2 separate regions of the Mus musculus genome follow, and region 2 is linked to region 1. Evidence: chromatin contacts called from ENCODE Hi-C data. All regions are on one chromosome and are shown on one strand. The core of a region is the stretch at or near the end of the contact, and the rest is flanking DNA. Distances in the headings are between cores, read along the strand shown. Region 1 holds the start of Dnajc25 (DnaJ heat shock protein family (Hsp40) member C25). Region 2 overlaps Susd1 (sushi domain containing 1).

The links. Hi-C counts contacts between places; a loop is a spot of excess contacts on that map.
Region 2: a map of T-helper 2 cell shows a loop between it and region 1 (2.4-fold over the local background). The contact joins the enhancer-like site here to the promoter of Dnajc25 in region 1. A Hi-C loop is called at or near these places in 2 of 37 maps with a recorded cell type or tissue (T-helper 2 cell and v-Abl transformed pro-B cells).

Annotation. Positions count from the first base shown.
Region 1 is chr4:59,001,771-59,006,588 of GRCm38, forward strand. Dnajc25 (DnaJ heat shock protein family (Hsp40) member C25) reads left to right here and starts at 1,423. Exons shown (of 4, transcript NM_001033165.3): 1 at 1,423-1,787. The coding sequence starts at 1,461.
Region 2 is chr4:59,328,626-59,333,754 of GRCm38, forward strand. Susd1 (sushi domain containing 1) reads right to left here. Exons shown (of 17, transcript NM_001163288.2): 13 at 4,312-4,408; 14 at 838-1,096. Among named protein-coding and RNA genes, the nearest start is that of Gm35578, 49 kb to the left of the region's middle. Within about 2 kb of position 3,191, at least 1 of the 3 ENCODE cell types and tissues checked has a DNase peak (open chromatin) inside an H3K27ac peak, as active enhancers do.

The sequences.
Region 1 (4,818 bases), core at 173-2,672:
CTCAAGTCTTACCAAGAATCCCCTCACTCCCTGGCTACTAAGCATTCAAGTATCGGAGCCTGTGGCAACCATTCTTATTCAAACCACCACAGTGTGAGTACTCGTCAAACCTGCAAATGTGACTATTAATAGAAACTCCCCGTCTTGAAAGAGGTATTGGTATTTTGGCTCACTTTGAATTTATTTGAAATGAAATAATTGAGGTTTATAGAGGCTAAAGTCCATGTTGATACTAGAAAAATTTAATTGTATTCTTCCTGAATATCTAACATTGTCTATCAAATCTTCACTTGGTGTACAGACCAATCCCAATGGATAGATCCCTATCTATTAGTTGTTAGCCAGTTGCCATCATAGACCTGGGAAACTATAAAGTCAGTCATGTGGGATATACTGGTCATTCATTATCAACCCGACTGGATTTAGAATCACCATGGAAACACATCTCTGAGTGTGTGTGAGGCTGTTTTCCAGAAGGGTGTAACTGAGGTAAGAACAACATGGACACATCACCATCATACATAGTGAGGCATTGGATCAAATAAAAAGGAGAAAATAAATTTGGCACCCTTTTCATTCCTTTATTCTAATTTCAGATAATGTGTAACTAGCAACTTTGTTGCCAGGCCTTCTGGACTGTGGGGGCCGTATTCCCTAGAACCCTAAACCCAAATAAATCCTTCATCTTTGATGTTGCTGCTTGCAGGTATTTGGTCACAGCAACAAATAAATTACACATTTAAAAACTGTGGTTTATCTGAAATTTAAACTTAATGGAGCACGTCCTCTCCCCACTCCACCTCCTGATTTCCCTGGAGGCATTTGCAAGATCTTAAGCTGTATTTTGATTGTCACAATTAGGGATAATGGTGTTACAGGCACTTTTGTGGACCGTATGGGGGTACTACTAAACGTTTTACATCCTCCGGGCAAATAATTGTTTGCTCTAAAATATAAATAAGCAGAGAAACAGAGAACAAAAAGGCCACGGTCTTTCAGGGCTCCTGGGAGAGAGACAGTGCAATTGTCTAAGTTCATCTTCAGTTTGGGTTAGAGGGGGGGCAATGTCCAGGCCTGGAGACAGGATGCCAGTGCCCAGAGTTCCTACGGCAGCGGATGAAGTAGCGAGGTCGAGAAGGTGGCGTGTGGCTAGTCCTGCGTGTGGACTGTGCCGCACTAGGCGGCTAGGAGCGCTTCAGACAGACAGACACCTACCCCTGCCTCAGAAAAGACCGCTGAGCTACTAAGACTACCAGGCTCCACAACACACAGAAGCCGCCCGAGGCTAAGGCGTCCTTCTCTCCTAGCAACGCGCGGGGACGGAAGTGGCTGCGGCGCCACGCCCCCTGCGCCTGCGCACAGGCGCGGCCTGCTGACGTGGACCGGGCTGCGGGGCCGAGCCCGGCGCCGAGGAGAGCAGCCGCGGCCGCTGTGCTGGCAGAGCGGCGAGCGAGGCGGGGATGGCGGCGCGGCTCGCTTTGCGCGGGGGACCCGGGGCTGCCGGCCAGCGCCCATGGCTGCTGCTGGCGCCGCTGCTGCTGGTCCCGCTGCTGGCGCGGCCCGCCGAGGCCCTGGTGGAAGGGCTGTACTGCGGCACGCGCGACTGCTACGAGGTGCTGGGCGTGAGCCGCTCGGCCAGCAAGGCGGAGATCGCGCGGGCCTACCGTCAGCTGGCCCGGCGCTACCACCCAGATCGCTACCGGCCCGAGCCCGGGGACGGCCCCGGGGGCGCGCCGCCGAGCGCCGAGGCTTTCCTGCTAGTGGCGACCGCCTACGAGACGCTCAAGGTGAGGCTCGCGGGCGCTGATGGGTGGCTGGGGATTTGGGTCTCCTAGCCGGGTGATCAGGTCCTCTACGACCCCAGCACACTGCTGCCGCCTGGACTTTTAGGAGGTCCACGTTTCCCACGTGGCCGTGGAATGAGCCACCTTGGCCCGCTAGCCAGCATGGCCACCTCCTCGAGGACAGTTTTGGAGGACAGCCAGTTCTGTTTTTGGACAGTTGTTATGCAAAGCTTTGCACTTATTTTATTTTTGGTGTAAAAAGCATTCTGGTTACTTGAGGTGCATGCTCGGAAAGCAGGGTGATTGTCAGTGCTAGGATCTGAGATAGGACATAGAACAGAAAAGTCTGAAATACTGAGTATTAACAACTGATCATGCCAATTTGATAGGACAGAAGTTTGGCCTCTGGGATAATGTCAATAATGACATTTATCTAGAAGCGCGCGCACACACACACACACACACACACACACAAACAGCGAACTATCAGTCCGAAAACTGGACTGTGACTTTTGGCTCTGACAACTCCTGAGTGACCTTGGATAGTTGTTTCTGACTTGGGGCAGAAGATTGAGAATTCCTAGTAGGAAAATAATTTTTGGACGTGTGTAGTGATCTGACAAAGGCTTTATTGCCTGCTGTGCATGTAGGAGGATTTAGCTTGACCCCCTTTTCTTTGATTACTGCAGTATATGTAAAAAAAAAAATCACCTGTTATGTCATGCTTGAGGGAGGTATTTCTGTTTCAAGAGCCCCATCGGAAGACTGCAGCGTCAGTCATAGCCGTGTTTCCATCATAGCTGTGTCTCTTTCCTAGGTTTTTGTTGTTGTTGTTGTTTTGTTTTCCAGCCTTCTTGTAATGACTACTTTGGATAGCTGTATTACCATTAATGGTGGATTAGTCCTCCAGATTAGCTTTACAGAGTTGGCAATTCGGAGTCAAATTCCCTTTCTTTCAGGCTTAGAGCAGTTTGATGTTTGGAGCTATTAAGACTGTACTTCACTGACTAAATTCTCACCAGCTAGTGAGAGTACAGTTTTTGTTGGCACTCAGTTGAGGTATGGGCGAGCAGTTAGAAAGAAATTTGAAGGCTTAGTCCCCATTATTAGAGGAATGAGTGATTGAGAGAACAGGCTTCAAAAAAACCAGAAAGAACTTGCTCCCCCTGGAACCACTCAGCACATGAACCCCAAACTGTTTGCTGAGGAACGTGTGGTTCTATGCTGCCCGACCTTCCAAGGGCCTCGAGGTGCACTGGGGGCTCTGCTGAGAGAGCCAGGACAGATAGGAGCAGAAGTGCTGGCAACTGTCGCCTTCGCCTAGGTTTTGTGGGGCAAGAGATGGGTGGGTAGGTTTGGCGGGGGAATGGTAAAGGTGTTCATAAGAACTTTGAGAACAAGTGCCAGGACTAAAGTGTAGTGCCAGCAGATGACATTCTCAATGGAAGTACTCCTAGGACTCAAAATAGTTATGCTATTTTCTTAGGGACACTGTTTCCAAAGTCTAATCTGGTTGTTTTGGTTGTTTGGTTGTTTTGGTTTGTTGCTTCTAAAGGTTTCTACTCTAAAGTTTAGAACTGATTTATCAGAAAATAAAAAAGCTAGGTAAAACAATGTGTCCACTCAAGGCCAAGGGGCTTCTAGGCAGTTATAAAGTGTGTTGTCTGGCATGGTGGTGCACGCCTTTAATCCCAGCATTTGGGAGCCAGGGGCAGGTGGATCTCTTGAGTTTGAGGCCAGCCTGTTCTACAAAGCAAGTTCCTGGATAATTGGGCTACACAGAGAAACCCTGTCTCCAAATACATACATACCACCACCAACCTTCCCCCTCTCCTCCCAAATACCTAGAGTTCCTAGAGAAAGTAACATTTTACTTGACTCTGACAAGGTGTTTGTAGTAGCTCAGAACACTCAGAACACTCAGAACACTTCCCAGCAGGGAACTAGAAACTTGTGGAGTTTGGCACTGGAGGAGAAGGCCCTGGGGAGTGTTCTAGCCCCAGCTCCCAAGCCGAACTACGTCAAGATACAGCAGAACTCTGAAAATACCTGTTTAGAATTTAGATCTGAACATAGCTTCAGCTTCTCAATGGAGTACTGATAAGCTCGTCTCTGCTCTTTATATTGCCTTCAGCTGGAAAAGGACGTTAAAAGCTGTGGTGTCAAAGACAAATAGGTTGCCTGATTTGTGTTTCTGTTGTAATGGAGAACTGAGAAAGTTGCCTAAGAATAACACTTCTGAGTAATGCAAAGACTTAATAAAGATGCCATCCAGTTTGTAGGACGGGCTGATCTTCCAGTTATTCTACGGAGGTCATGCAGATATAATCACTGTTTGTTTGTATCATATCTTTAGTGTGGAAGAAGGATTTGTGGGGGAGAAGAAATATAGATGAACTTTACTAGGAACTGGTCAGGTAGACTGGTAGGGGAAATTGAGGTCCAGGGGCTCTGGACTCTAGGATAAAAAAATGGCACCCAGAAGCCTGTCCCTAAATGTTGAGCATAAGTACATCTTCCACATGGGAACTGCATTCGTGTTTGACGTCAGTGGACTTGTGGTTCTGTGCTCATATTGAGAGCAAGGGGAGCAAGGTGGGCTTTGTTTTTGTTTTGCTTTGTTTTTTGTTTTTGTATTAAAAATAAGTACAATTAATGAGACAAGAAGGTAAGACCCGTGGTCATTACTAATTTAGGAACAAGTGAGTCCGACTGTGCATGAGGAGATTGAGGGAAACCCAGAGAAGGGGTGGGTGATGGAGGGAGGGCAGAGGCCGTCCATGTGCAGATGCTATGCAAGGTTACACTTGGTTCCTGTTAGCAAGGCCGTTCTGGGTCACGACATGACTCCAGACAGTTGTGATCTCACACAGTGAGTGTGATGTGGTGTGCTTTTATGGCTGTTGGGAATTGAGAGAAATCCTAGACTTTGGAAGAAAGTGGACTCACTGGCTCAGTCAGCGCCGAGTCTCCTGGGGTGGAACACTCTAGTCTGGCCGTGGGAACTGCTGTGGCTATAGCACTTATCACACTG
Region 2 (5,129 bases), core at 1,941-4,440, 330 kb after region 1:
GCCTTGGTTTGCTATCAGCATGCCAATGGTACATCAGACTTCTGTCCTATGCAGAATTTAATAGATGCCTGTTTTAAATATGGAGAACTTTTGCTTCCAATGTATCAGTCGAGAGATGTTTTGTTAGTATTTGTGTAATTCTCCTGGTTTCCAACCCACATAATTCTAAACCAAGTTTAGAACTCTCCGAGCTTGTCCAGCTCGTTACAGTTGCCAATTATTGAAAGAAATCCAGCTTTCTAAAGAGTGGGGTGGAGAGGGTGGGGCCTGTTTGCCACTCTCTCCTCCTGTTCCCCTGGAGAATGGGGAAAGGCAGCATCCTGGAGGAGCAGAAAGGAAACCCACCAGAGCTAGACAGTCCCTCCCAACTCGGACTCTCGAATTCTGGTACTCAGAAGGTGGAGGGGCACTCAAACCAGATCAGTCCCAACAGAGATGCAGTACGCCCTCAGAAGTGCGGCTGACACCTATGCAGGTCTTACCTGCCTACCCATCGGAAGGTCTGCTCACAAGTAACATGTTTCTGTGGTTATTCTGTGTGTTGGTCACCGTAAACATGGGAGAAAGGTAAATGCAAATCATTTGTTTTTAAAGATTTATTTATTGTCACATGCAAGTACACTGTAGCTGTCTTCAGACCCACCAGAAGAGGGCGTCAGATCTCATTATAGATGGTTGTGAGCCACGAGGTGATTGCGGGTATTTGAACTCAGGACCTTTGGAAGAGCAGCCAGTGTTCTTAACTGCGGAGCCATCTCTCCAGCCCAAATGCAAATAATTTAAATCTCATACGTAAAGGAAAATACCGAGGTCAGAACATCGTTGAAGCAACTCTACCTTATTCCATTCACTTGTGATCCGTAACAGAATGCAGTACTCATTTCCTGTTTTCAAAGGTGCATTGTAATATTCCCCATAGTAGAGCCTGTCTCCAATAGATATCTCCAACGTGTCGTCTGGAACATCACTGGCCAGGATTTCTGCAGCCACATATCCGTCAGCAGGAGAAGTGTTGCCAAAGAATGAAGTCATGCCTTCAGAATCACAAGAAAATGTGCTTTGCAAGGACAGGGGAAGGACCAACACCTGATATGAACTGGGAGAGGGGGAAAAAGCAGAGAGATTGGCAGGGGCCTTGTGAAGAACAGAGATCCTATTCATCATCAGGCCCCTGACCAGATGTAAATGTTATAAGGTTCATGGGCCGCTTGTCTGGAAGTCTGTGTATTCGGGTTTACTGAACTCACCAGACTGGGCAAGAAAAACTGCTGGCTACACAGGATTTAGTGTCTGGCAGTTCTAACTACTGTGGACCTCCATATGTACCTACAGCCAGATGACAGCCAAATCCCAGCTTCACAGGGGGGCCAAGCACAGGCTCCCTCGGTGGGAGAAACGGGTGAGTGTATCACGACCTTGTGTCTGTCACATGGTGGATCTGATCGGCAGTGTGTCACACGGGCAAATAAAGCCTGCCAGTGGGGAGGGTTTAAAAGTCACATGAAGGCCTAGCACCTACGGGAATGAATGTGCTCAGCCTGAAGAGTGGCTCCAGACAGTCATGTGGTGACTTAAAACAAAAGTCATATGATTTACACTCCCCGCCGTTCCGAAGCCGACACCAAAGTTCACGCCAAACCAATGAGCGGTCAGGAGTAAAATGTCACCGTGGGTTAATCTGGGTTGACAAGATCCTGGAAAATGTAAAGTAGCCTATGGATCCGGTGAAAATGTCCCTTAAACAAGGACACAGAAAGGCACTGACACTCAGGTGTAAAGTTAGTAATATCTATCTTCCAAAGAGAAAAGCAGCCAGTCGGCAGAAACAGAGGAATGAAGTGCACCTGGTCAAACCATGCCTCCCTTTCCATGCCTGTGGGCTCAGCCTTTACTTCTGGGATCATAATGTATGAACATGTCCTATCTCTACTGACCTTGAAAACAGGGCTGGGGGTGGGGTTACAGGACTGCCTCTAGTACCTGCAGGTCCTTTCACATGTCTTCCTTTTAAAAATTGTTAATTTTTATTTTATGTGCACTGATGTACTGTCTGCATGTATGTCAGGTACCCTGGAACTGGAGTCACAGACAGTTGTAAGCTGTCTGTGGGTGCTAGGAATTGAACCCAGGTCCTCTGGAAGAGCAGCCAGTGTTCTTAATTACGAAGCCATCTCTCCGCCCTGCCCCCTCCCCTTTCACATTTCTTCAGTTATATTCAACTCCTCATAAATGTTGGTTGCGTTGAATTTTCAATTGAGAAAAAAAAAATGCCTGGACTAATACCAAATGTGATTAGGGTGATTTCCAAAACTCATTAGGCCACATAATTCTATTTTACCACCAATTTTGGGCTTCCTGCTCCACATTGCTAATGCCCCATTTCCTGCTCCCTAAAAGCACACGAATCACTTGGTTAAGGAGGGAGGGCCCTCCCCCACGTTAGCTGTTGTGGGAGGGCCCTCCCCCACGTTAGCTGTTGTGGGAGGGCCCTCCCCCACGTTAGCTGTTGTATTTGGAAAGACTCCAGCCACCTGCTATGTACCCAGCCATGTTAGGTGAGGGCCCTGATTTCCACAGAGCCTGGGCTTACTTTCAGAAAGGACTCTGAACAAAAGGGATTAAGTAAAACCTGCAGAGTAACAAAACAGTAACAAATCAATAAACATTGAGTTTCGCTGCCTTTGGGCAACACTTGGGACAGCTTTTCTGGGGCCTTGGAGGTATAGTGGCCACGGGCAAGAAGCCCCACACTGACTCAACCTGCCAGGTAACTGGAGTTCATGGCTCACCTGCACCGCGTTGATTCTGTACATTGCCCATTAGAGGTGCTGTTCACAGGGCAGGAAGCAGCTTTCTATTTAGCCTGGTAAATATAGAAATCCCCAGGCCCCACCCCAAACCTATGGGACCAAAGTTGGGAACGTTGACTGCTGATAAAGCATGCCAGCTGATTCCTGTTAGCTGGTAAGGTAAGAGACGTTAGCCTCGAGGGAGTCCAGGGGCAGGCCTGACTCTCTGCCTAAGCTCTCTGTGCTCCAGGCCAGGGTTCACACAAAAGACTCTGGCCTGGCAAAGCTGGTGCCTCCAGCTCAAGCCATGCAGCCAGGCTGGGGAACCGGCACAGCTCACACCCTGGTAAATAACCCGGGTGACTGACGTGAAGGGAGCAGCGGCAGTGGGTTGGAACCTGACCACCGGGCCAGCCTGCAAGAACTTCTCCCCACTTCCAGTGCCCTCCCCGCATGACTCACAGGTCGCCACTTCCTGTTTTGAAGGCATCGGCTGGTGCACTGCCACCAGGGCAGGCTGTCATTTGGCTTTTCTTTTTTTGCCTTACGCAATTATTTGGCTTAAGTATCACATCTGCTCTTGTAAATTTGTTCAGGCAATGAGTGATGCCAGGCTTCTGTTCCCCTTACAGCAACAGGATTACAATACTTTCCAGTAACTTACCAGGAATCAAGCAACAGAGCTGTATGGGCAATGTCTATCCCTGAAAAGACTTGAAATTAACGCAGTCTGAAAGCAGGGCAGCCTGTTCTATAACAAATAGATACTCACACAGTATCTCCAGGCTTGCCTTTGCGTTCTTTTAGAATATCTCAGATTTATTTATACCTTGATTGCACTGAACGGGCCATTACACTGAAGGGCTGAGAGTGATAAAGGGCCACGTAGGTCAGGTCATGCACACCCGAGCTCCTAGACCTGGTGCCCTGGCTCCCATCCACAGGCCAATGCTAATCTTCCTGTCTGAGAACAGGGACTGACTGAACTTCCCTAATCTTCCCTTGACCTTTGTAAATAAAATGCAAAACTGAGCACAATGTAGTCCTCCAACAGAGGTAAATTAATCCCATCTCAATGCCATCTGGAATCCCAGCTGGTCACTAACTACATAGTGTCTTGCCTATATAACTCAATATGTGAACAGATTAAAAAGAATTCTCCAAATGACCTTTTCTGAAACCACTACACACACACTCCAAGATCAGCCTGACGCAAGGAGACATTCTGTCTCTGGGAAATGAGACAATCAATCCTTGTGACCCACCATCACCATCATTAAAGGTTGTACCATGGGACGTGCATGCAAGGGACTATGCTGCCCAAAATGTTTGTCTCTGGTCCCTTATAAGTCTCACTCTTCATTGGGAAGAATGCTACTGGGATGGCAAGCCCACTATGTGTTCTGGGAAACAAAGCAAGAGGTCCAGTTGCTTTGCTCCAGCTACCCAAGTTCAGCCACTCACAGGGAAGCCTTCCCACTCACATAGTGGGACCACTGTGTGGAGAAAGACAGGTACTCACCTGATAGGTCCATTTATCTCCTTGACTTTCCTCAGCGTGAAGCGTGGTAGAGGCCTTCCCCGCACAGTGAAAAAGTCTACTTCAGGAAGTGGGGGCTCTGCAAACATTAAGAAGGAGAAAACATGGGGGGGGGCGATCAGATCAAGTAAAAAGCACAAAAAAAGTGGTTTTCCAGGATGTCATGAAAGTTTGTAACCTCGAAACTGGAATATACATACAGCAAAAAGGCAAATGTTCTATGAGTTCACTTGAGTGAAACATTTAGATTAGTCAAATTCACAGAGCGAGCAGACTAGCAGTGGCCATGAGCTGAGGGCCGTGGCAAGGAACTGGGCTCATTGCTTAAAGCTGAAAGCTTTTGTATGCAGTGATAGAACAATATTGGAAAATAGGTAGTGGTGGTAGTTGTGCAACACAGTGACTGTCCCAACACTAATCAAGTGTTTATTTAAAAATGGCTAATGTTACATTTTACGTTACATGACTGTTCATAATAAAAAGAAGTGATGAACACGGTCCAGCACCCACAGGGTGCTGGTGTTTGCTACGTCAACCACGGGTTTTGATGTTTGCGAGACAAAATCTTATTTGGTAGGTGCTCTGGTTTGGAGATGGGTTAAGGGTGTCTCCCCAGACCTTCAGGCGTCTGAAGCTTTGCTCCCAGGGTGATGACGCAAAAGGAACCTTTTAGATACAGAGTCTGGTGGAAGGTCTAACTGGTCACCGAGAACAAGATCGGCCCCACCCTGGTTGTGCTTACTGCCAAGGCACATGGACCCTTCCTTAAATAATCCATTACGAAGCCATCCACCAAGGGG